2 separate regions of the Homo sapiens genome follow, and region 2 is linked to region 1. Evidence: read pairs that join two places in POLR2A ChIA-PET (ENCODE). Cell type or tissue: endothelial cell of umbilical vein. All regions are shown on one strand. Links, peaks and the distances in the headings refer to the core of each region. The heading gives the core; the rest is flanking DNA.

Region 1 (6,680 bases), core at 1,070-5,069:
ATTATTCATGGTGGTAGTAAGAGTACTCCTTGCAGAACCTGCCTGCCTCTTTCTGCCCAATCTTCCCTCTCCTTCTCGCCTTCCCCACTTAATAATCAAAATGGCAGTCACACTTACACATCTTCGTGTCAGGAATTGTAACACAAATGTCAGCTTTGCAAATATCCATGACTGTGCCAGCCCCATCATGCTGAATTCCTGGCATCATGCAGCTTGGTTTCCACCAACCCCCACTCTCAACCTCCCAACCTCCAGGAAGAAGTTGCTTAGCAACCGTATCTGCTTCCCACCAGCGGACTGGCAGCTGCATCTTAAGCGGGAAGGAAACCAGTGGAATAGCAATGTGATTTTGATGGTGGTGTTATTAGGCATGGAGACTGTGAACTCTGTGCAGTTGCCTTCTAAAGGAAGCTGAAAATCCACAATGCTGCACCTCTCTTCGATCCACCTCTACCCTTCCATTGCTCCACAAAGCTTTTTTCCAACAAGTGTTCCAGGCCAGTAGTTGAAATTATTAAGTCCCTCCATTATAGTAATATAGGACATGACTTCCCTGGCCACCCCCATGTTCTCAAACATGCCTGCTCTGATATGCTGGCCAGGAAAACAAACAGGGATGTGACTTTTATATATGCTTGCCTTCTGTAAAAGGAAAGAATAAAGAAGACTTTTATTTACAGAAACACTTCTTGTGGGAATTCTTTTTTTTTTTTTTTTTCCAATTCCTGTTCTTTATCTTTTTGTTTGTTTGTTTTGAGACGGAGTCTCACCCTGTCGCCCAGGCTGGAGTGCAGTGGCACGATCTCGGCTCACTGCAACCTCCGCCTCCCGGGTTCAAGCAATTCTCCTGCCTCAGCCTCCTGATTAGCTGGGACTACAGGCGTGTGCCACCATGCCCAGCTACTTTTTGTATTTTTAGTAGAGACAGGGTTTCCCCGTATTGGCCAGGATAGTCTCGATCTCCTGACCTCATGATCCGCCCGCCTCAGCCTCCCAAAGTGCTGAGATTACAGGCGTGAGCTACCACGCCTGGCCTCTGTTCTTTATCTTTTTAAATGACAATAGTTGTACATAGTCATGGGGTATATAGTGATGTTTCTATACATCAAATGTATAGAGATCAGATCAGGGTAATCAGCATATCCATCATCTCAAGCATGTATCATTTCTTTGTGTTGAGGGAACGTTCAATATCCTCCTTCTAACTATTCAAAATTATATATTGTTAAATATAGTCATCCTGCAGTGGTATAGAACTCTACAACTTACTCCTCCTATCTAGCTGTAATTTGGGAATTTTAACTTCAACAGAAGGCAAGGGAAAGGAATGGATATGAGAAGATGAGCAGAGAGATTAACTATGAGAATGGACGCACCTAGAACCACAAACGTCTGAAATCGTTATTGAGATGACTTGAACCAAGGGAAAACCACCTTAGAGAGTTGGGCCCAAAATATCCAAAAATCTTGTGAATAGTCCTTTTGGTCTGGACCATAGAGACCTAGCCTGAAAGGATCTTATTATTTCTTTTTTTCTTTTTTCTTTTTTTTTTTTGACGTGGAGTCTCTCTCTGTTGTCCAAGCTGGAGTGCAGTGGTGTGATCTTGGCTCACTACAACCTCCACCTCACCGGTTCAAGCAATTGTCCCTGCCTCAGCCTCCTAAGTAGCTGGGATTACAGGCACCTGCCACCATGCTCGGCTAATCTTTGTATTTTTAGTAGAGACGGGGTTTCACCATGTTGGCCAGGCTGGTCTCGAATTCTTGACCTTAGGTGATCTGCCCGCCTCGGCCTCCCAGAGTGCCGGGATTACGGGCATGAGCCACCACACCCAGCCAGGATCTTATTATTTCTTTGGAATGATTTGTGAAGGGAGTAATGGCTGTGGTTTTTTTTTATTGCTGTCATTGTACTTTGAGACAGTTCCAGGAAAGTAAAGACTGAGACTTCATCTTTCTTCATCCTTTAAAATGAAAGGCGAGGATTTGGCCAAGAAAGAAACATATCCTCCCTCCATGTCCTTCTCTACCCCTTTTCTTTCACAGGTGGATAAGCACAAGGAGAACCTAGCAGCTATCATGATTACATACCCATCCACCAATGGGGTGTTTGAAGAGAACATCAGTGACGTGTGTGACCTCATCCATCAACATGGAGGACAGGTCTACCTAGACGGGGCAAATATGAATGCTCAGGTGGGAACTGAAGAGGCCCGCCCTTAGTTCCCACTGAGAAAATGGATATGTGGAAAAAAAAAAAAATTCTGACTTCTTGAGAGGCTTCCTGCCTGAGGGAACTCAGACCCACGACCTGACCACTGGTGGTTGTTGATCTCTCATGGCCTTGGAAAGCCACTTATCCTGGCATCAGCTTTATCAGCTGTGAAATGGGGGCTCAAAGGGCCCAATCCTGATTACTTGGGGGACAGAGGATCTATGTACTGTGAACCTCTGAAGAAATGCTGTTGGGAGCCCCTGCAGGAGAGGAGTGACACAATCTTTTTGAGACTCTTATTGGTGTTTGCTTTTTTCCTTTTTCTTTCTTTCTTTCTTTTTTTAGATGGAGTCTCACTCTGTCGCCAAGGCTGGAGTGCAGTGGTGCGATGTCTGCTCACTGCAACCTCCACCTCCTGGGTTCAAGCAGTTCTGCTGCCTCAGCCTCCCGAGTAGCTGGGACTACAGGTGCATGCTGCCACACCCAGCTAATTTTTTTAAATTTTTTTATTTTTATTTTTGTATTTTAGTAGAGATGGGGTTTCACTGTGTTGCCCAGGCTGGTCTTGAACTCCTGAGCTCAGGCAATCCACCTGCCTCAGCTTCCCAAAGTGCTAGGATTACAGGTGTGATCCACCACGCCCGACCTCTTTTTTTTTTCCTACCATTTTAGAGCCTTTCTTTGGTTCTCATTCATTTCACAAGTGTAATCCAGAGATTGTCTATTGGTTCTGTAGCATAAATGAATTCTGTACCTTTGGTCACCATCAAAATTAGTCCTAACACCCAAGTGGTGGGAAGGCTAGTGGGATGGCATGCCTGGTATCTGGGTCATCTCGGGAAGACTGCGAGCCTTGCCTTCCCTCTCTCAGTTCAGCCTCCTCCCTGGTGCCCCCGCAGCCCCTTCCATCACTGTGCCCAACGGGGCCGTTCGGTAACGTGCATCATACTAAAGCCGACCACGCAGGGGAAGGTAGCGCTGCTCAGGGAAGAGTTGCCTATTTCAACAACATGGAGGTTCTGCCCTTTCTTGTGTTAGAGACACTTCTCTCCCTTTGTGGTGTGTGGATAATTAGGAAGAGACTGTGTATTCAAATCCATATTTTTAAATCTAAATTGGACTAAATGGTCAGTTGCTATTTCCATAGCAACCACAAGCACTCTGCCTATCGGATGCCAGTTTGTGACTACGGAACTGGGCCAGTATAGAGGACATTTCTGTGAACACCATGGATGTGGCTCTGCCTGCTTTTCCTCTGAGGGGAGAAGGCAGCACCGGCCAGCCATGGCCTTCACACTGGAGGGTGCTTCCAAGCTCTTGACTTTTGCTTTTGGCCCTTGCCTTTGTGGTAGGTGGGAATCTGTCGCCCTGGAGACTTCGGGTCTGATGTCTCGCACCTAAATCTTCACAAGACCTTCTGCATTCCCCACGGAGGAGGTGGTCCTGGCATGGGGCCCATCGGAGTGTAAGTTCTGGGCTGCTGGTTTCAGGATGGCTTTGGAGACAGAATGAAGGAGTGGCCCTAAATAGACTACTCATCCCATCAAAGTCTTCATGTGTTGAGGATACCCTCATCGGTGTAGTGCACTTGTAGGGGCTGGGGGAGGAGCAGCAAAATGGGTGCTTTTAGGGGATTTCCAAAGAAAAGCGTAATTAGATTTTACTAACCATAGCATCTGGCCTCACTGAGCTTCCAGTTGCACATAGACAGCAGGTTTATTAACAGAATAATGAATAGGGAACTTCACCTGAGCATACGTATTGTAACTGGAATATTGGCACTAGAAAGTGCCTTTCGGACTTTTGGATTTCCTAGCATTTTTTTTTTCTTTTTTAAAATCAGCTAATGGTTCCATTGAAAGTGAATTAGATGTAAGGTGTTGAGATAAGTAACACATAAGTAAGGAAGAAACAAACCTGGTTACTAGAAATAATTGGATGAAGCCAGAGTAGGACTGAAGGAATATTTCTTAGCTGTGGATAACTTTTTACACTGAAATCAAATCATCTTGGGAAAATGATGATGAGAGCAGCTGTTTTCCTGAGCTGCTTCAGTCTCCCAAAAATATGCTAAAGAAGTCAGTTTTCAGAGTTGCTGGAAGCTTGGCCTTCTTACTTTTTTCTTCTTTCTTGTTTTTTTTTTCTTGGACTACGGTTAAAGTGAGATTCATTTTGATGATGATTATTTCTAGTAAATGTGTGAGCTCCAGTGCTTCAGCTGTCAGGGAGGTGGGGAGAATGATGTTCATGTCAGCCCATGGGGCATCTTCTCATCAGCCCCTCCTATGTCCATCTTGGGAAAGTGTATAGGGGTGAGGGAATGGGGCTGGGAGTGGGAGGGAGGGACATGGAACTCCACTGTTTTATGGCTGCCTGCCTCTATCAAGCCCTCCACCACATTTCTTGGGTGAGCCCTGGGACACTGATGGCTGGTGGACCTCCACCAGAGGAGGAAGGAAGGAAGGATCGCTTCCTGAACATCTGCCTCCCAGCAGGTGGAGAGTCCCTTCCACTGTCAGAGCTCCTCTGCTAAGAACAAGGCTTTCTGGGAGGGCCCAGAACCTTCCCATTAGATTAAACTGAATCGTTTACATTTTCTGAATTTGCACTTAAAAAAAATACAGGAAGAAACATCTCGCCCCGTTTTTGCCCAATCATCCCGTCATTTCACTAAAGCGGAATGAGGATGCCTGTCCTGTGGGAACCGTCAGTGCGGCCCCATGGGGCTCCAGTTCCATCTTGCCCATTTCCTGGGCTTATATCAAGGTGAGGCCTGGGAGTATGTGCAGGTGTGCAGGTGGGTGGGGGCGTCAGGCATGCATGGGGACCGGATACTGCAGACTTCTTGGCTTAAAAACAAATAAATTCATGATCTGAGATGTGGTTCAAAGAATATTGCTGATGGCCTGGGTGGAAGAAACCTTCCTGAAGAGATGAGCTAAAAATCATTTCATCTCTCCTTCATTACACTACTTCTTTTGGGTTCTCAGAGTGGGTTTAACATCAGAGAAACTGAAACATCAGATATATTTTTCCAGACACAGCTAAGTTCCATGAGTCATATGGATGTTCTGGCCGCATCCTTTGGTTTCCTGCAGGATTTATATAGCCCCTTCCGAGTGAAAAGCAGTGCATGTACTAATTATTCCACTTTGCTGAGATCCTGCTATATATCTCACTTTGCTATATATTTCTTGGGGGGGGCCAGAGGAGAAGATGAAAAATAGCAGAAATTTGCTTCTCTGGTTTTTCCCCAGAGCTCTTTGGCCTTTAGGGTTTGTGGTGCTGTGCTCTCTGCGTAATTAGTCAGAGTACAGGCTTCCTTCCTTTGTCTTATTCCAAATAACACCAGGGCCAGAGTTGATTTTCTACAGTTCTTGTTCACACTGCCCTGCCCACCTCCTGGACTGACAAGACTGTGAATAAGAACACTTGTTTGGCTGCTCATTAGAGCAGTCTCCCCAAAGCAGTGCCCCTCTTTAAAGGAAGGCGGGCTCCCACTGAAACAAAACCCCCAAAACGCAGCTATGCCAATCATTCCAGAGGACTCTGTGGAGCTGACTGTTTATTTCTGGAACAGCATGGCATTTATGATTCTTCACGAAAAGTTTCTTGGAAGCCGGAACAATTCTGTACCTCAGACACTAACACTTGCTTTTAAAAATGATACTCAAGTTGTTTTGCAAACAACACAAGCAATCAGAATAAAGGTCTGCTTCTTTGTAAGCAGAATCAAATTCCACTTCCCTTTTGATCTCTGGGTTCTGTAAATCTGGGTTATTTGTATGAACATATTTGGGTTGGAGATGACTTCCCACATATAGGAAATAAATGCCCCAAGGTTGGTTTGGCTACATGCCTGGAACAACAGCTGGTGCCTCAGTTTAAAAACTAAATAAATAAAGTAGGGTTTAAGCTGCCCCCTCTGGCCTTGGGCCTTCTCTTATTTCAGGCTGTTATTACTTATCCCCTGGACTCTAGCTTTAGCTGCTTCTCTCCCTGCTGCAATTCCACAGGCGCACCTACAGGACTGCTAGACTCACCCTAGGCCCCCACGTATCTCTCGTGGCTTCCTGTTGCTTTACCTGGTTCTCACTAGCCTGCACGAAATCCTTAGGGGATTCTTTCAGAATGCACATGCCTAGGCCCCATTCCAAGGAGAACCAAACTGAGCACATGTAGGGTTGGACTTAAGCCGTCTGCATTTTTAAAAAATCCCCCCATGAGACATAGGTTGAGAGCCAGTGGTTGGCTGGACAAAGTCGAAGTCCTTCCTAGAGAAGTTTTGGGCTTAAAAATGGAGTCACAACTCACCTTGCCCTACATCCACTCCCAGATGACAGTCATGTGCCCTCCCCTTCCACGCCTTCATTTCTGCCATTCTTCTCACCTGGTATACCTTCTCCTTTCTCTTTCCCTATCCGAATTCTACTTATTTCTAAGTTTCTAGCCAAGTTCTGGCTCT
Region 2 (8,496 bases), core at 1,845-5,844, 300 kb before region 1:
AATAAAGAAAGTTGGGTAAACATTCTGGTTTTTCCCTAGAGTTATGGATTTAACAATTTCTTTTCATTTGAAGGGATGTCAATGTTGTAGGTGGTGGTGGTCGTGGTGGTGGTGGTGGTGTAACTAAAAGAGTAGCAAAAAAGATTCAGCAAGCATCCTAAGGGGAATTTACACGCCCTTACTGAGCAGTAATTCATTAATATGCAAATTTGGAACATTGCTAATAACAAAATAAGCAAAAGCAGGTAGAAAAGGGATTCTCACAATGGGTAAGATTTTGCCCTGAGTCTTCTGTTTCTTCAATTCATTCCTTTAAATCTACCATCAATATAGCAGGTTACTGCCAGGCATAGTGGCTCAAACCTGTAATCCAGGACTTTGGGAAGCCAAGGCAGGAAGAGTGCTTGAGCTTAGGAGTTTGAGGCTACAATGAGCTATGACTGACTGCGTGGGTAGACTGCCTTAGCTCAGGAGTTCCAGGCCAGCCTGGGCAACATAGCAAAACCCCATCTCTAAAAAAAAAAAAAAAAAAAAAAAACTTAGCCAGATGTGTTAACATGCACCTGTAGTCCTAGCTACTCAGGAGGCTGAGGTGGGAGGATCGCTTGAGCCCGGGAGGCAGAGGTTGCAGTGAGCCAAGATTGCACCACTGCACTCCAATCTGAGCAACAGAGCGAGACCCTGTCTTAAAAAAAAAAAAAAAAAGTACAGCTGGCTACTCTGGAAAACTATTTGCTTTGCACGTTGACTGACATTATTAGGATTAGTTCCAGTTCATAATTTCATCATCAAAGTACCAACGTTAAACTTGATCGGTAACAATCCAGTTACCAATCAATTAATTAGTAAAATCTCAACACTTCAGGAAAAAAGAGTGAGACTTTCCAACTCACAAACACTAGATATCCTGGATGGTTCCTTTAGGGAATTCTGTGCTGAGCAGTGGTCCACAGAGATCAATGTTTTGGGGCTGCAAGCAAGTGGGTGTGTGCTAGAGTGGTATGTGATCCACTTGATCAATAAATATTTTACTACCAGTTAGCACTGTATTCTCTTCTTCTTACAAATATAGCTAGCAGCTATGTACAAAGCTAATACCATACTTTTTGGTATATTTCCAACACTTTTTAAATTTTATTAGCAATATTATCTTTTCTGTTTTGGGGTTTGTTTTTGTTTGTTTTGTTTTTGGTAGATACAGGGTGTCCCTATGTTAACCAGGTTGGTTTCGAACCCCTGGGCTTGAGCAATCCTTCTGCCTTGGCCTCCCAAAGTAACAATACTATCTTTGAAACATACAATGGCCAGGCATGGTGGCTCATGCCTATAATCCCAGGACTTCGGGGGGCCAAGGCAGGAGGATTGATTGAGCCCTGGAGTGTAAAACCAGCCTAGGAAGGCTCAACATAGGAAGATCCCATCTCTACAAAAATACAAAAATTATGGGAGGCCGAGGCGGATGGATCATGAGGTCAGGAGATCGAGACCATCCTGGCTAACACGGTGAAACCCCGTCTCTACTAAAAATACAAAAAATTAGCCGGGCGCGGTGGCGGGCGCCTGTAGTCCCAGCTACTCGGGAGGCTGAGGCAGGAGAATGGCGTGAACCCGGGAAGCGGAGCTTGCAGTGAGCCGAGATTGCGCCACTGCAGTCCGCAGTCCGGCCTGGGCGACAGAGCGAGACTCCGTCTCAAAAAAAAAAAAAAAAAAAAATACAAAAATTAGCCTGGCATAGTGGCACACACCTGTAGTCCCAGCTACCTGGGAGGCTGAAGTGGGAGGATCACTTGAGCCCAGGAGGTTGTGGCTGCAGTTAGCCATCATCGCAACACCGCATTCAGCCCGGGAAACAGAGTGAGACTCTGTCTCAAAAAAAAATACACACACACACACACACACACACACACACACACACACACACGCACACAGAGAGAGATATGCCTAAAACTAATCAATAACCTATGCGGTTAATTTTATTACTTCAACTTAAGAGTATTTCTAAAAGTATTTTCTTATGTAAAGGGCAAATTTCTCTAGAAAAAGCAATTAAAACCAAAATGAACCATGGTTAATTCTAAGTGCATTTTTTCTAGACAAAATAGCAAAATAATGCAGCTTTACACCATCCAGTAAGTCTTAACATTTGAAATTAGAACATATTACTGGGTCTAAAGTTACTAAATAGAAAAATTAACAAGTATGAGTTATTACCATGGGCTGCTAATTCAATGGATCACTAAATACTATCAAGCTGCCTAATCCCTAATGTTCTTAGATTTTTTTTTTTTTGATCTTCAAATAAAGAGTTCCTTCAGTAAGACTGTTCACTGAGCAAATGTTTACTGAGTACCTACCAAGTGCCAGGCTCATGCCAAATGCTGTGCCAGGCACTAGAGGCATGCTAGTTAAAAGACTGGTGGGGCCAGGAATGGTGACTCACGCCTATAATCCCAGCACTTTGGGAGGCAGACACAATAGGACCACTTGAACCCAGGAGTTCATGGCCAGCCTGGGCAACCCAGCGAGACCCCATCTCTATAAAAAAGAAAATTTAAACCACATAATAAATGAATGAACGAATGAATGAATGAATAGTGGGGCTCCCCAACTCCCAGAGCTCACATTTTAATGGAGATGTACATTAAACAAGCTTAGATCAATTTGGCACCATATAACTTGCTCATTCTTTTAAAAAGTAAGACTTGAATTATATAATTCAACAATAATCAAGTAATTAGTTGTAAGTAAGCAGCTTCTCTCTTCTAGACCAAAGGGAGAAAGAAGGAATGGAGAGGAGAAAGGACAGGAAGAGATAGGGGTAAGGTGAATAGAAGAGAGTGGAGGGAGGGAGAAATAAAGGGAAAGGCTGAGACAGACATCCAATGGGAGCATCTGATTTCCTAGACTGAGCCATGCCTCTGGTTTATCCCAACTACAAACACTGGGAAAAATCCGTTATACTTAAATTGGGTTCCTTTTTTTTTTTTTTTTTTTTTTTTTTTGAGACGGAGTCTCACTGTGTTCCCCAGGCTGGAGTGCAGTGACGCAATCTCGGCTCACCACAACCTCTGCCTCCTGGGTTCAAGTGATTCTCCTGCCTCAGCCTCCCGAGTAGCTGGGACTACAGTCATGCACCACCATGCCCAGCTAATTTTTGTATTTTTAGTACAGATGCGGTTTCACTATGTTGGCCAGGCTAGTCTCGAACTCCTGACCTCGTGATCTGCCCGCCTCAGCCTCCCAAAGTGCTGGGATTACAGGCATGAGCCTCAGCGCCTGGCTGTCATTTATAACCAAGAACACTTATTAATACAAATTTATGAAGTTCATGTTTAAAACACTTCATGCCATGTATACATACAACATATATTTGCTAAATGAATGTATGAAACGTTAACATCTATTGAGCACTGTGTTACATCTCCAGCTGTGATATGTACTTTGTACATAGCATGTTATTTAATCCACACAATTGCCTTACAAGGTGGGTGCCAAAACCATCTGAGTATTTTAGGAGAGAAAATTGAGGCATGGAGGTTATTTAATAATTGCCCAAGGTCACATGCTCAGTAAAGAGTAAAGAGTTTTGCAAAACTCAAGACTGACACAAAAACCTGTGCTGGTAAGTACTACACAACACTGATCAAAAGTTCTAATGAGAAAGCATTGAACTAATGTGTATCTATCCTGAATAATTGGATACTTCTTAACTGCTACACAGTATTTTAACAAAATCTCAGTTTACTGAATGAAATTTAACAATGTCCAAAATGCTACAACCCATTCTTAATTTTCTAAAAACCTTCAGGAAAACCTTTCCTGATTTTAGACCTTTTCACAGCTTAAAACACATCCTCTTACACCTTATCTCCCTTGTTCTCTACAGAGTAAATTTGAAAGTTAGTTTTTTTTTTGTTTTTTTTTTTTTTTTTTTTGAGACGGAGTTTCGCTCTTGTTGCCCAGGCTGGAGTGCAATGGCGCGATCTCAGCTCACCTCAACCTCCGCCTCCCAGATTCAAGCAATTCTCCTTCCTCAGTCTCCCGAGTAGCTGGGATTACAGGCATGTACCACCACACCCGGCTAATTTTGTATTTTTAGTAGAGACGGGGTTTCTTCATGTTGAGGCTGGTCTCGAGCTCCTGACCTCAGGTGATCCGCCCGCCTCGGCCTCCCAAAGTGCTGGGATTACAGGCGTGAGCCACCGCACCCAGTCGAAAGTTTCTTATTCATTTTGTTTGTACCCAGTCTGGGAAAGAAAGACTCAAGATACCATCTGAATTCTATATCCTCTAGCAGTTAAGCACTCACACAAGAGGCTTGGAAGGGAGAATCACATTTTTTTTTAATCACTGAAACTCCTATTCTATTATAAATACATACATTATGGCCAAGTTCAGACTTTAAGTAACTACTATGACTAAAAAAAAATTATTTTCATGGTTATTAAAATAATAGTAATTATGAGTATTTGTATAATACTTTACAGTTTACAAAGCATTTATACACAGTATATACCTGGACCCTCCTAGATATCCCTTAAGTAGACAGAGAATAAATCATGCCTCCATTTGGCAGTGAAAGAAACTCATGATGAAAGGAGTGTAGTGATTTGCCCTAAGTCATTCCCAGTAAGTGACAGATTGGGGTTTTAAAACAGGACTTCTGGCTCCAAAGTCAATATTCATTCCAAGAAAATAATACTTTACCACTGACTGTCAAAGCAGTTTTCTATCTGCTTACTCTAAGGATACTTTTCCCCCTAAACCTTCAACCAGAAATGTTCAAATAAATCATCAGCTGCTTTGAAGTCTCTTCAGTACAAACCTGTGTTCATGAACACTTACTCCGCAAACCTGCCACACACGGTAGCTAGAAATGTATGTCTCCTATGTATAGCAACTCAGGAAACTTAGTATTCTTAATAGTTACCTTTTAGGCTTTTATTTTTATTTATTTTTTTATTCTTTGAGACAGTGTCTCCCTCCGTTGTCCAGGCTGGAATGCAGTGGCACCACCTCGGATCACTGCAGCCTTGACCTCCCCGGGCTCAGGTCATCCTCTCACCTCAGCCTTCCGATCAGCTGGGGCTACAGGCGTGAGCCACTATGACCGGCTAATTTTCTTATTTTTTTTTTTTGTAGAAACAGTTTTGCCATGTTGCCCAGGCTGGTCTTGAACTCCTGGGCTCAAGTGATCCGCCTACCTTGGCCTCCCAAAGTGCTGGGATTATAGGCATGAGCAACCGCACCTGGGCTAGAAAAGAATCTTTTTTATTAAAAGTTTCCATGCCTGCCCTTAAAGAGATGGATCTAAAATAATTTAACACTCTTCTAATTCAATACAACAATTCTTTACAGGGCATCGCTCCTATAGCCAGGCCCTGTGTGTTAAGTGCTGATGATTCAAAGGTGAAAAAAAAACACACACAAAAAAAACAAAACCATGGACCTTAACTTCAAGGCACACACAGGCAAGCTGGAGGATGGTCGGGGAGAAAGGAGGTGGGAAAATGAGGGAGATGGCAGGAGGGGTGGCCACAACCAGTTGTAAGATGCCAAAACAATGTCTAAAGTAGGGGCAGCACATAGTCCAGAGAGTCTTTAAGCAAACCCTAAGTGAAACATGGACAGATGAGAGCAGCATGGGCCCGTAAGTAAGGAGGGAATCGTAGGCAGTCTTTGCAATAATCCCATCCAGAGCCTGGTACCTGGAGGTAGAATTCAAGAGGAAGGAGTAGACTTGAAATGCCAACCTATAAGGTCAGAGACAGAAGAGAAAACAATATAGTGACAGATATGTCAAGCACAGGAGAGGCCACCCACTAGAGAAAAGTAAAGGCAACCATCCCATACTGAAGGGGAGATACAGCTCAACAAGGAGAGGACAGGCAGAAGAGGACGCTGGTGCACACGCACCCACATGTGCATACAGAACCTTGCAGCCCTTCATCCTCTCGTTTTGTCAACTCAATAAAAATATTCCTGTGACTCTGATCATGAGTCACAGAATCAGAATGACTGGAGGTCATTCTGGCTAACCTTGTGACTTGGGGGAGTGAAGGAACTGGAGTCCAGACAAGCAGAGTTATTTGCCCAAAGCCACATGCACTAGTGCATAATAAAGACTACAGCCCTGATTACTGGGCCCTCGTGTCCTAAGCTCTGCCAAACCGCCTGCCTCCAAATACTTCCATGAATTTGTGTTGCTTCTAACATCTTTCAAAGCTCACCTCAAATATATTATAAGGATTGCTAAAATGAATTTTAATAATGACAAAGTTTACCTCAAAATTATTTATGCTGAGGAAATGTAATATTTCATACATCTACTAGAAAATATCTGTAGGGGCATTTATAACACTCTCTTCCTACAGTAGTTATCTTAGGAAATAGTATGTAGAATCAGTGTTACAACTCACTACTACATTTTATTATTTTATCATTATAAACAATGGCCAAGGTTAAGGATAATAGTGACAGTATAAATCTACTCTTAATGCGTCTGATGGAGGCTGTATACTTAATAACTAATAGAGTAATTAACTACTGCACATATACAAGCTGCAAGAAAGAAATACTTTGAAAATGGGCATAATTATTCTCACTCATGATTAGTGATGCTCTTTCCCAAAGACACAAGACACCAGAATCCATCTTAGCCCTGACCAGAATATTCTTCCTGAAGTGATCATTAGGAGACAACATCAACCTGTTCCCAGGAGAAGACAAGACAGCCATCTTTCTTAATTAGAAAGCAGACACTTCATTTAAACTTTCCTAATACTGAAAACTCAAATTAACGTCCCAGGCATCCTCATTTATTAATTCCTTAACAAATCCCCAGAAAAGTTTTGCTACTAACTTTTCAGATTTCTTAAGCAAGACATAGTATGTAGTTGCCTACATACTAGATTTTATTAACATGTTGAATTCACCCATTTCATTCAATTTTATCCACACTTTAAGTGAATGTCAGAAAGAGCATCAAGATAACAAAGCAGCTGAGAAACTGTCCAGGAGCCTAACCATTGTTGAAAATATTTCTCCTAGTCTCTCCAAGCTAAGTTCTGAAAAAACTAAAAGATGACATTCCAACAAACTTTACAGTAATGCTGTACAAACACAACAGAGATCCCTGTCCTTAAGCATGTGCTCAAACCAGGCCCACAAATAACACCTGAGTGCTGGGTGCAGTGGCTCACACCTGTAATCCCAGCACTTTGGGAGGTTGAGGCAGCAGGATCACTTGAGCCCAGGAGGTCAGCACCGGCCTGGACAACACACTAAGACTCCATCTCTACAAAAAGTAATAACAAATAAACATCTGAGTAATGAATAATCCGATCACATTCTCTTGTCACTGGAGCCTGTATGAGTCCTAGACCACCTATTAAAAAGTTTCATTTGGCCAGGCGTGGTGGCTCACGCCTGTAATTTCAGCACTTTGGGAGGCCAAGGAGGGTGGCTCACCTGAGGTCAAGAGTTCGAGACCAGCCTGGCCAACATGGTGAAACCCCATCTCTACTAAAAATACAAAAATTAGCCAGGCGTGGTGGCACACGCCTGTCATCCCAGCTACTCGGGAGGCTGAGGCAGGAGAATCGCTTGAACCTAGGAGGTGGAGGTTGCAGTGAGCCGAGATCGCACCACTGCACTCCAGCCTGGGCAACAGAGTGAGACCCTGTCTCGAAAAAATAAATAAATAGAAATAAAAAATAAAAAATACATTGGCTGGGTGTGGTGGCTCATGCCTGTAATCCTACCACTTTGAGAGGCCAAGGTGGGCAGACTGCCTGAGCTCAGGAGTTCAAGACCAGCCTGGGCAACATGGTGAAACCCTGTCTCTACTAAAATACAAAAAATTAGCTGGGCCTCTAATCCCAGATACTTGGGTGGCTAAGGCAGCAGAATTGCTTGAACCCAGGAAGCGGAGGTTGCAGTGAGCCAAGATCGCGCCACTGCACTCCAGCTTGGGCGACAGAGCAAGACTTCATCTCAAAAAAAAATAAAATAAAATAAAAATAATTAGAGGAGGATGAACCAGAAGATCATGAAGATGGTTTGAAACTACACCCAGGAAGTCAGCTCTTCACTCCTAACTACCTCCTACATACCATCCAACAAATGCTCAAAGTAAAGATGCCCAATAAATTCTTGAAGCCTAAAATATTTATCAATTCATGGTTCACAAAATGGACTACAGGCAACTTTACATATACAGTCATGCATCACTTAATAACAGTGATAGTTTCTGAGAAATATGTTGTTAGGCAATTTCGCCATTGTGTGAACATCATGGAGTGGACTTACACAAATCTAGATAGTGGATCTACTACAGACCTAGGCTATATGGCATAGCTTATTGCTTCTAGGCTACAAACCTGTACTGAACTAAATATTGTAGGCAATTTTAACACAAAGTATTTAGCTACAAAGTATTCATTTAGCTAAACATATCTAAACATGGAAAAAGAATTTTTCAATTGCATTATAAAC

What was found. ChIA-PET counts read pairs that join two places held together with the same protein. Peaks named below come from ENCODE experiments on the same cell type or tissue, not always from the same donor. Only the 100,000 strongest peaks of a DNase experiment are listed, where the experiment ranks them.
Region 2: POLR2A ChIA-PET joins it to region 1 with 5 read pairs; 2 of 35 experiments call an interaction of 5 or more read pairs at or near these places.

Annotation. Positions count from the first base shown.
Region 1 is chr9:6,551,669-6,558,348 of GRCh38, reverse strand. It overlaps GLDC (glycine decarboxylase), which reads left to right. Exons shown (of 25, transcript NM_000170.3): 18 at 2,047-2,196; 19 at 3,568-3,680; 20 at 4,840-4,981. Among named protein-coding and RNA genes, the nearest start is that of GLDC, 91 kb to the left of the region's middle. In endothelial cell of umbilical vein, for the core only: no CTCF peak of the experiment used is centred there; no DNase peak of the experiment used is centred there; H3K27ac peaks cover 1,325 bases.
Region 2 is chr9:6,849,965-6,858,460 of GRCh38, reverse strand. The region is part of intron 5 of KDM4C (lysine demethylase 4C); the gene reads right to left. Among named protein-coding and RNA genes, the nearest start is that of KDM4C, 96 kb to the right of the region's middle. In endothelial cell of umbilical vein, for the core only: no CTCF peak of the experiment used is centred there; no DNase peak of the experiment used is centred there.